2 separate regions of the Mus musculus genome follow, and region 1 is linked to region 2. Evidence: chromatin loops called from intact Hi-C (ENCODE). Cell type or tissue: left cerebral cortex. All regions are shown on one strand. Each heading gives the region's core, and the rest is flanking DNA. Links, peaks and the distances in the headings are about the cores only. Region 1 overlaps Aars (alanyl-tRNA synthetase). Region 2 overlaps Glg1 (golgi apparatus protein 1).

The links. Hi-C counts contacts between places; a loop is a spot of excess contacts. Peaks named below come from ENCODE experiments on the same cell type or tissue, not always from the same donor. Only the 100,000 strongest peaks of a DNase experiment are listed, where the experiment ranks them.
Region 1: it touches region 2 in a loop (4-fold over the local background); 1 of 42 quality-filtered maps calls a loop at or near these places.

The regions. Positions count from the first base shown.
Region 1 is chr8:111,042,481-111,046,873 of GRCm38, forward strand. Aars (alanyl-tRNA synthetase) reads left to right here. Exons shown (of 21, transcript NM_146217.4): 7 at 183-328; 8 at 753-861; 9 at 1,163-1,313; 10 at 2,398-2,522; 11 at 3,047-3,191. Among named protein-coding and RNA genes, the nearest start is that of Aars, 11 kb to the left of the region's middle. In left cerebral cortex, for the core only: a CTCF peak has its summit at 2,064 (motif pointing right); no DNase peak of the experiment used is centred there.
Region 2 is chr8:111,183,227-111,187,619 of GRCm38, forward strand. The region is part of intron 8 of Glg1 (golgi apparatus protein 1); the gene reads right to left. Among named protein-coding and RNA genes, the nearest start is that of 9430091E24Rik, 40 kb to the left of the region's middle. In left cerebral cortex, for the core only: no CTCF peak of the experiment used is centred there; DNase peaks (open chromatin) are centred at 2,368 and 2,594.

The DNA of each region.
Region 1 (4,393 bases), core at 105-4,104, 140 kb before region 2:
TGTCTGCCTGCACCATTACTGTCAGCGTGCCCTCTCTGAGTAAAGGCACACTATGCCATTTGCCAGGGCGAGGGCGTGTGGCGGATGGCAGGGTAGTCATCTTCTCCCAGACCTCCTCACCCTCTCGTGTGAGGCAGCAGGGGCAGGACTGTCTCATTGGCCCCCTCTCTGGTCACCTGTAGGGCACCGGCGCCCGGCCGTATACTGGGAAGGTTGGTGCTGAGGATGCAGACGGAATCGACATGGCCTACCGGGTTCTGGCTGACCACGCCCGGACCATCACTGTGGCGCTGGCTGATGGCGGCCGGCCTGACAACACAGGACGGGGGTGAGTCGGTCACACTGTGGGCAGGGTCTGGGCTGATAGCATGCATGAGTGTTCTGACTGGAGCTCAAAGCCATACTTGATTACTGTTTCGTTGTTGTCTTTTGTGTAGTGGAGAGACCCCCTTCCCTCCCACCTTTTAACAGCTAACGGCGTTTTAATGTATTTTAAGGCGACACTATTTAATAGTTTTTACTGAGTAGGATGTAGAGCTGGCACTAAAACCATCAGCTAGGTCTTGGCAGAATAGGACTAGGTACTGACTCAGCCCAGGAAACTGCATTCCTGACTAGGCAGGCTTGGGTAGCTAAACAAACTCTCTGCATAAGCAGAGAAAACAAAAAGCTGATGTTTTAAAGGAGCTCCCGTGGGCCCCTCAGCTAGGGGTGTCTCCTAGCTAACTAACACTAAGGTCCGCCTCCCACAGGTACGTGCTGAGACGGATCCTTCGCCGAGCTGTTCGGTATTCCCATGAGAAACTGAATGCCAGCAGGGGTTTCTTCGCTACATTGGTTGATGTTGTCGTTCAATCCCTGGTGCGTAGAAAAGTCTCTGCTTTTCTCTTCTGTGCTGAAGCCCTAGTCTAAGAGGGATATGGTAGGTGGTAATGTTCTGTGAGTGGACATTTTAAGAGAGAGACCGTGGAGGCCAGGGATGGCGGTGCGCACTTTTGATCCCAACACTTGAGAGGCAGAGGCAGATGAGTTTGAGGCCAGCCTGATCTGCACTGTGTAAGTTACAGGCCAGCCAGGACTGCATATAGAATGAAGCCCCATCTTAAAAAGGAAGGAGGGTGTTTCACGGAATAGCCTGCTCACACTGAACCTTTTCTGTCAGGGAGACGCATTTCCTGAGCTGAAGAAGGACCCAGAGATGGTGAAGGACATCATTAATGAAGAAGAGGTGCAGTTTCTCAAGACTCTCAGCCGAGGGCGGCGCATCCTGGACCGAAAAATTCAGAGCTTAGGAGACTGCAAAACCATCCCAGGTGAGGCCCAGTTCTCCCCCTCTCTGCCAAGGTTGAATGTACCTTACCTAAACCGCTTTTGGTAAAGTAAGACTTGGAGCAAAATGAATTATAAGAGAATTTACTGGGGCTGGAGAGGTGGCTCAGGGGTTAAGAGCAATGACTGCTCTTCCGAAGGTCCTGAGTTCAGATCGCAGCAACCACATGGTGGCTCACAACCATCTGTAATGGGATCAGATGCCCTCTTCTGGGGTATCTGAAAACAGCTACAGTGTACTTACATATAATTAAAAAAAAAAAAAAAAAAAGAATTTACTGTGGTAAAACTTCAAACAATACAGAACTGAAAACCTTTTCCAAATATGTTTCTCAGAGGTAAACTATTAGTTGGCAAGATGTCTGCTGTAATCTCAGCACTGTAGCTGCCAAGGCTGGAGGATCCCAAGGTCAAGGCCAGCCTTTGGGCTACATAACAAAATCTTATCTCAAGAAGAAACAACAGAAAAAAAAAATTAGTGTGTAATCAATGCTTCAGGATTTTTTAATCTGTTTGCATAAAATTGCAAATAGGTGTTTATGTCTGCATATTTTGCATATAAATGTAACATGTGGAGTCCACATTGTCTTTCATCAGCTGAGAAAATTAATTTTAAAGGTTTTTTTTTTTTTTCCACGAAATGTTTTGCCTCTTTTTGATTGGGGGGTGGGGGTGGGGTCTTGGCATGTGAGTGTAATGCCCACAGAGGACAAGAGAGGGCGCTGGAACCCCTGGGAAATGATAGGTATTTGTGAGTAGCCAGAAAATGGATACCCAGGTCCTCTGCAAGAATGACAAGTGTGCTCTAACCTCTGAGCTATCTCTCTAGTTCTGGTTATTTCCCTTTATTGGAGTGAAGTGTTTGCAGAGAAAGATTAAAGAACTCACTCACAGTGCTCAGATTAGGAAACAGAAGTTTACCAGGAGACCCTTTATCCTTCAGTTCTAAAAGCCTTACTTACCTCCATTCACACCTGTTCCTCTCAGCAGCGCCCTGGGAGGGCTTGGCGGGAAGGAAAGGGTCTGTCTATGTCGTTCTGACACAGTTCCTTTGTGTGTACTGCACAGGTGACACCGCTTGGCTCCTCTATGATACTTATGGATTCCCAGTGGACCTCACTGGATTGATTGCTGAAGAGAAGGGCCTGGTGGTAGATATGAATGGCTTTGAGGAAGAGAGGAGACTGGCCCAGGTAAGGAGTGTGAGGAGTGACTCGTAAGCACCTGTCTTCCCTTCTCACTCTCTCACCCCATCCTTGGGACCACTTCTCTTTCTGAAGAAGAAACAACCCCTATTTCTCTTACCACCAACCACAAAAAGGAAAGAAAGAAAGAATATGCGGAATGAGATGAAGGGCAGCACCAGGCAACTGGATTCCCTTCCTTTAAGGTCTCCCCCACTCCCAGAGCAGTGACGCACGGCTGGAGGCATCTTTCCTGGATGGTTTACAAATGTGTTAAAGCATTTTTAGTTTTCACAACTAGGGGCTGATGTTTCCCGTTATCTTATTGGTAGAGCCTCAAGATGCCACTCAGTGTCCTGGCATGAAAGAAGACAGCCCCCAAAGCAAAGGCTGGTCTAGCCCCAAATGCCAGGAGTATAAAGATTAAAGACATTATTCTTAGTTTTTTCTTGGCCACAGTTTTTGCCAAGGCTCAGTTCTCTCTTCATCTAGACTGACATAATTAAGGCTTTTTTTCTCTCCTGTTTTGACAGCTGAAGTCACAGGGCAAGGGAGCAGGGGACGAAGACCTCATCATGCTGGACATTTACGCTATTGAAGAGCTCCGGGCAAAGGGTTTGGAGGCCACAGATGATTCTCCAAAGTATAACTACCAATCAGACTCCAGTGGTAGCTACGGTACGCTGAGCCTTCTGCTCCCACGCTGTCTGCCTTTCTATCTGGGGAGCTCCAAGAGATCAGTCTCGAGGTGCCCAGCGGGCCATGCTGCATGGTTATACTCATAGGCACCCTTGGCTGGGGGTCTCCGTAACTATTTTGAAACATAGTTACAGAAAGCTGTTTTGTTTTTGTTTTTTTTTTTTAATCATGGGGAGGTTCCAGCTACTCTTAAACCAATTTCCCTTAGTTGGTAACATGTTGCAGAAAAAAGAAAGCTGACCTTAAAACAGTCACAGTCATAGTAGCTGTTGATCCCTGCACACTCATAGAAAATCTAAATAAACAAATAGATGTGCAATAGATGGGCCTGCCTGGCAGAGATCTTATACCAAAATCTACATAGTGAGGCTGTTTGTTTATTTGTTTTGTTTTGCTTCCTTGAGACAAATCTTACTATGTAGCCTAGGCTGGTTTAGAACTTCCTATTTAGACCAGGCTGGCCTTGAACTCATAGAAATCCACCTGTCTTAGCCTCTCAAGTGCTTAAGATTAAACACACATGCCACTGTGCCCAGCTCAAGTCCTTTAAGTGTGTGTGTGTGTGTGTGTCTGTATGTGGGTGGGTGGATGGGTGTGAGAGAGGATTTGAACTAGAGACTACTATAATTATATGAGACAGAATTAGATTTACCAAGTTTGTGTCTAAGATACAGAGTGACCAACTGTCCAGTTTGTTCAGAAATGTCCCAGTGTTAACACTAACAGCCTAGGAAACCCCCGAGTTTTGAAACTAGAACCCGGAGCAGTGATTCCCTGGTGGAGAATCAGTGTGCTAGTTCTTTTATAAAGTCTAATGGGCTGGTTTTCAAAATACAAATAGACAACTAGGACCTGAATATTGAAAAATAGAATTTAGCAAAAAGCAACTAAGAATATGTGATTGGAGCCATGTATGGTGTTGTGTGATTTTAATCTCAACACGTAGGATGCAGAGGCAGGTGGATCTCTGTGAGTTGGAAGTTATCCTTCTATACAGAGAATTCCAAGCCATCAAGGGCTACTTGCCATGACCCTGTCTCCAAAAGAAATCAAAACAAAAAAAAAAACCCAAAAAACAAAAAAGACTACGTGAGCTGGGCTGGGGCTGGGAGCTCTGTGGAGGAGTGCTTGGGTAACGTGTGAGGGTCTAGATTCAATCTTTAGTCTCAGCACAGACATGG
Region 2 (4,393 bases), core at 273-4,272:
CCTATCCTAAAAAGCAGACTGACAGACTCAAGAACAAAAACGAGAAAAGAAAAGAATGCTTACAAGTTATTACCTTTTACCTACTATATTTATACCACAAGCATTAGCACAGAATGCTTGCTGTAAAATACCTAAGAATAAAAGTGCACTCTTCCCATCTACTTGCACTTGGCCCATCCCTTACTGGAGATAAAGGCAGGAAACAGGGGCCTCAGAGTGGAGGACTGAAGAGACTATGGATCAGAAGACCAAGTGCAAGTCCTGGTCTGTTCTGTGCTACCTGAGCTGTGAGAGTTGGACAGTCTCATGTGCCACTGAGTTTTTTACTCCCTCCCTCTTTTTTATTTTTATTTTTATTTTATGTGTACAAGTGTTTTGCCCACATGTATGTCTGTCTAACCTGTGCACATACAGTGCCTGTGGAGGCCAGCAGAAGGCATCAGGTTCCTTGGGACTGGAGCTACAGATGTTTTTAGTTATATGAGAATGCTGGGAACTCAACTCAGACTCTCTGGTAGAGCCACCAGTACGAATTTTAACCCCAGAACCATCTCTCCAGCTCCAAATTTTAGTTCTTTCAATTACAGATTTTAAGAAATGGCCAAGTGTGGTGATGTATGTCTTTAATCACAGCACTCAGGACGTAGAGACAGGTGAGTTCAAGGCCAGCCTGGTTTAGAGTTCCAAGACAGCTACACAGTGATATTGTATCCGAGAACGGATAGACAGACAGATGTTGATACCACATGAAACAAAGTAAGGTCAACTGCAAAGCATTTTATAGATAGAAGATCACTATTACCACAGATGGGTAGCAGATGGGGCTGTGGAGTGGGAATCTTAAATAGAGAAAGAAAAATAGAAATTACAACCCTTACTGTTTTAATTTCTTTTCTTTTTTTTTTCTCCATCCTTAAGAATTAGATACTTCAGCACGGGAGGTGGGGGCATGGGTGGGGGGGAAGAGGAGGGGAATGTGCCTTTAATCCCAGCACTCAGGAGGCAAGGCTGTTGAATCACTGAGTTCCAGGTTAGCCTGGTCTACAGAGTGAGTTTTGGGACAGCCTGAGCCACACAGAGAAACCCCGTTTTAACAAATAAACAAACAAACAAACACGTTTAGACATGCTCTGTGTCACTGGTTTACCCTTTCTTGGAGCCTTTTCTGATCTGTACACATCTGACCTGGGATCCCACAATGGTTCATAACAAAGCTCTGGCCCCTTTACATACATACAGATTTTAGATAAAATAAAGATCCCAATTCTATTATCCTAGAAAAAAATCATTAAGAGAGAAATATAGGGAAAATGTCAATATTCTGGGATAGAAAGTATTTCTATAAATTATTGTTGGTAATTTGGAAAAGCTAAAGAATATTATAGCTTGCTGGTAGAAAAATAACTTTGTGAGCAAATTTTGACACCGGATGACCAAGATCAAGATAGTAATATCTTTTTTCTAGTATCCCATGGCATCTAGTAGGCTAATAATTCAAGGAATTATTGCCATTCTAGAATTCAGTGTAGGGAGTGAGGAAAATATGCAATTGGAATACAAACTGAGCCAGGTGCAATGATGAAGGAACCCCTTTAATCTGAGGCTTTGGGAGGTAGAGGCAATTGGATCTCGGTGAATTCGAGGTTAGCTTGATCTACATAGCAAGTTCTAGGATAGTCAGGGCTACATAAAGAGACCCTATCTCAAAACAAAAACAAAAACAAAAACAAAAAAAAAAAAAAAAGGAAAAATAGACTATAAACTGATGTTATGATTGTATATACATTCTGGCCCCTGATATTAACAAAAAAACCCCGAGCAAAGCTCCGGAGAGACTTGGTCTGGAGAATGCATTATGCAGCCATCCTTGATGTGAGAAGCATAGGCTAGTCATAGCCCTGTCGTAACTGTGGTAAATCTGGAGGAGTGGACACTCATTAGGATAATAATTATCCACATACTTTACAGTTCAGCACTTGCTGATAACCATTACCAGTTCATTAAATTAATCTAGAGACAGATGTTGAAGTCTGTTGTGTCAAGGAATAAAACTTTCAAAGTAAAAAGAAACCCACCCAAATTGCTCAAAGATATTCTTCAGTTTGACTAAGGCTAGATAATATAGAAGACAAAGGACGACTCTATCCTTCTGGAAAAATTGCCTTTAGTTTTTGTGAGAAAAGGCTTTTAAAAAATAGAATCCATACAATAAAAATGAAGTGCTTCCTTCCTAAGCAGTCTTAATGCAGTCAAAACCACACAGTTCACTATTTGTGCTTGCCCTCTGGGTTTGGAAAGCACTTTCTTCTTCTGGGCACAAAGGGTGGTGTAGGCGGAACTTATTTATCTTTGAAGCTGAGTCACTAGTTCTTTTAACGAAGCTAACTTTCCAAAAACCTCATAGTGAACTATGTGCCTCAAAACAGAGTTGAGTCCAGTCTATTTTTTTCCTGAACATTTTTACAATAGGTGTAAGCTTACTATAGATAGATTCCTTTTTTCCTATCCTCCTTCCACAACCTTACTAGATGGAATTAAGGATGAAAAGCAAACACAGCAGAGGCCGTCTCCTGATTCATCCTGGACTGCAGCCAGGCATATTCACTGGCACAAAGGGCACCCGGGGCAACTGCCAACAAACAGGACTGCAGAGGAGCACAGCACACTCATCCTCACAGTCTCACTGCAGCCTCCAGAGCAGCCCTCCAGCTGATTCTGCTGTTTGAGAGAAGAGGCTGCACTGGTCTTCCCATCCCAGCACCGACATGCACAATGTAACTGCTGTTAGTATCTACTTTGGGTCATGGTTAACAAAACCTGACTCCATATCTAAAGCTCATGTAAACTTGTATTTCAGACTATAAAATTGTTATAGACTGTACAAAAAAAAATTTTTTAAAGATTTATTTCTTTATTTATTAAGTACACTGCAGCTGTCTTCAGAAACCCCAGAAGAGGGCGTCAGATCTCATTAGGGATGGTTGTGAGCCACCATGTGGTTGCTGGGATTTGAACTCAGGACCTTTGGAAGAGCAGTCAGTGCTCTTAACCGCTGAGCCATCTCTCCAGCCCAACTGTACAAATTTGATTTTACATGATTAACTAGAAAATAAAATTTGCTCTTAAGCTCTTGCTCTCTCCTTGTCTCTTACCTCTTGCTCTCCTTCTCCCCTTTCCTTCCCCCCTCCACGTGGCTGCCTTTCTACAATAAATGCCTTCAAACCATTTTAAAAAAAAGGAGAGAGAAGAAGAAAAGAAAATTCAAGTAGTATTTAGTGTTTAATAAAAATAGCCAAAACAAAGTAACAAATGAATTGTGGTTTCCTAAAGCGTGACTTAGGTTATAAAACTAAAGTATCTTTCCTGCTTTAAAAGGGAAAGTCATTGCAGAGAGTGCTATGTTGTAGAGGCTTGCACCTGGTATGCTAAACTGCAGGAGATTTAACCCATACAAATAACAAACATGGTCAAAGGCAGGAGACGATGTTCTGCATGCACTGTGCTGACTCTGTACTGTGATCTGCAGGACTGCGCTGCTCATAAACACAGGATCAAGAGTCACTTCATTTTCTCCCAGAAAAAGCAAGTCCTTTTTCTGATGTAGGGGACTGACCTCATGGTTGCATTCATGTTATATAGCAATACGAAAGCTAAGTGTTTGTGGAAAAGACTATCTTTATATTCTTGTTTGTAAAGTTTGGAGCTGGTGAAAGACAGATCTTTCTGCTTATAGTTTCCCTGATTTAATCAATAAAGACACTTGATTCTGAGGATGATCCTTCAGACTTGTGGCATATCGTAAAAAAGTAAACTGGCAGAAATTTTCCATTCATGTCAACTCTCAATTTCAACTCAATCAAACTTGTTAAGACAGGCAAGTTCTCTTCTCCTAATAGCCTCTCATTTTGAAGAAAGTGATTTGCCTTTATTCTGTCTTTCGTAATCCAAACTGGCAAGTTCTTTAGAAACAGGAAAACAATGGATTTCCTTTACCTAGCTCCACAGCAATTTTTTTTTTGTTTGTTTTTTTTTTTTGGTTTTTTGAGACAGGGCTTCTCTGTGTAGCCCTGGCTGTCCTGGAACTCACTCTGTAGACCAGGCTGGCCTCGAACTCAGTGCTGGGATTAAAAGCATGTGCCACCACACCCGGCTCAGCTCAGGGGCATCTTCTTAATTAGCAATTGAGTGCCCAGTTCACTGTGGGTGGTGCCACCTCTGGGCAGATGGTCCTGGGTTCTATAAAAAAGTAAGCTGAGCAAGCCAAAGCCAGTAAGCAGCAATCCTCTATGGCCTCCATATCAGTTCCTGCATCCAGATTCCTGCTTGAGTTCCTGCCTAGACTTCCTTCAATGATGGTGGAGTACGATGTGAAAGAACAAGCATTTAAAATAAC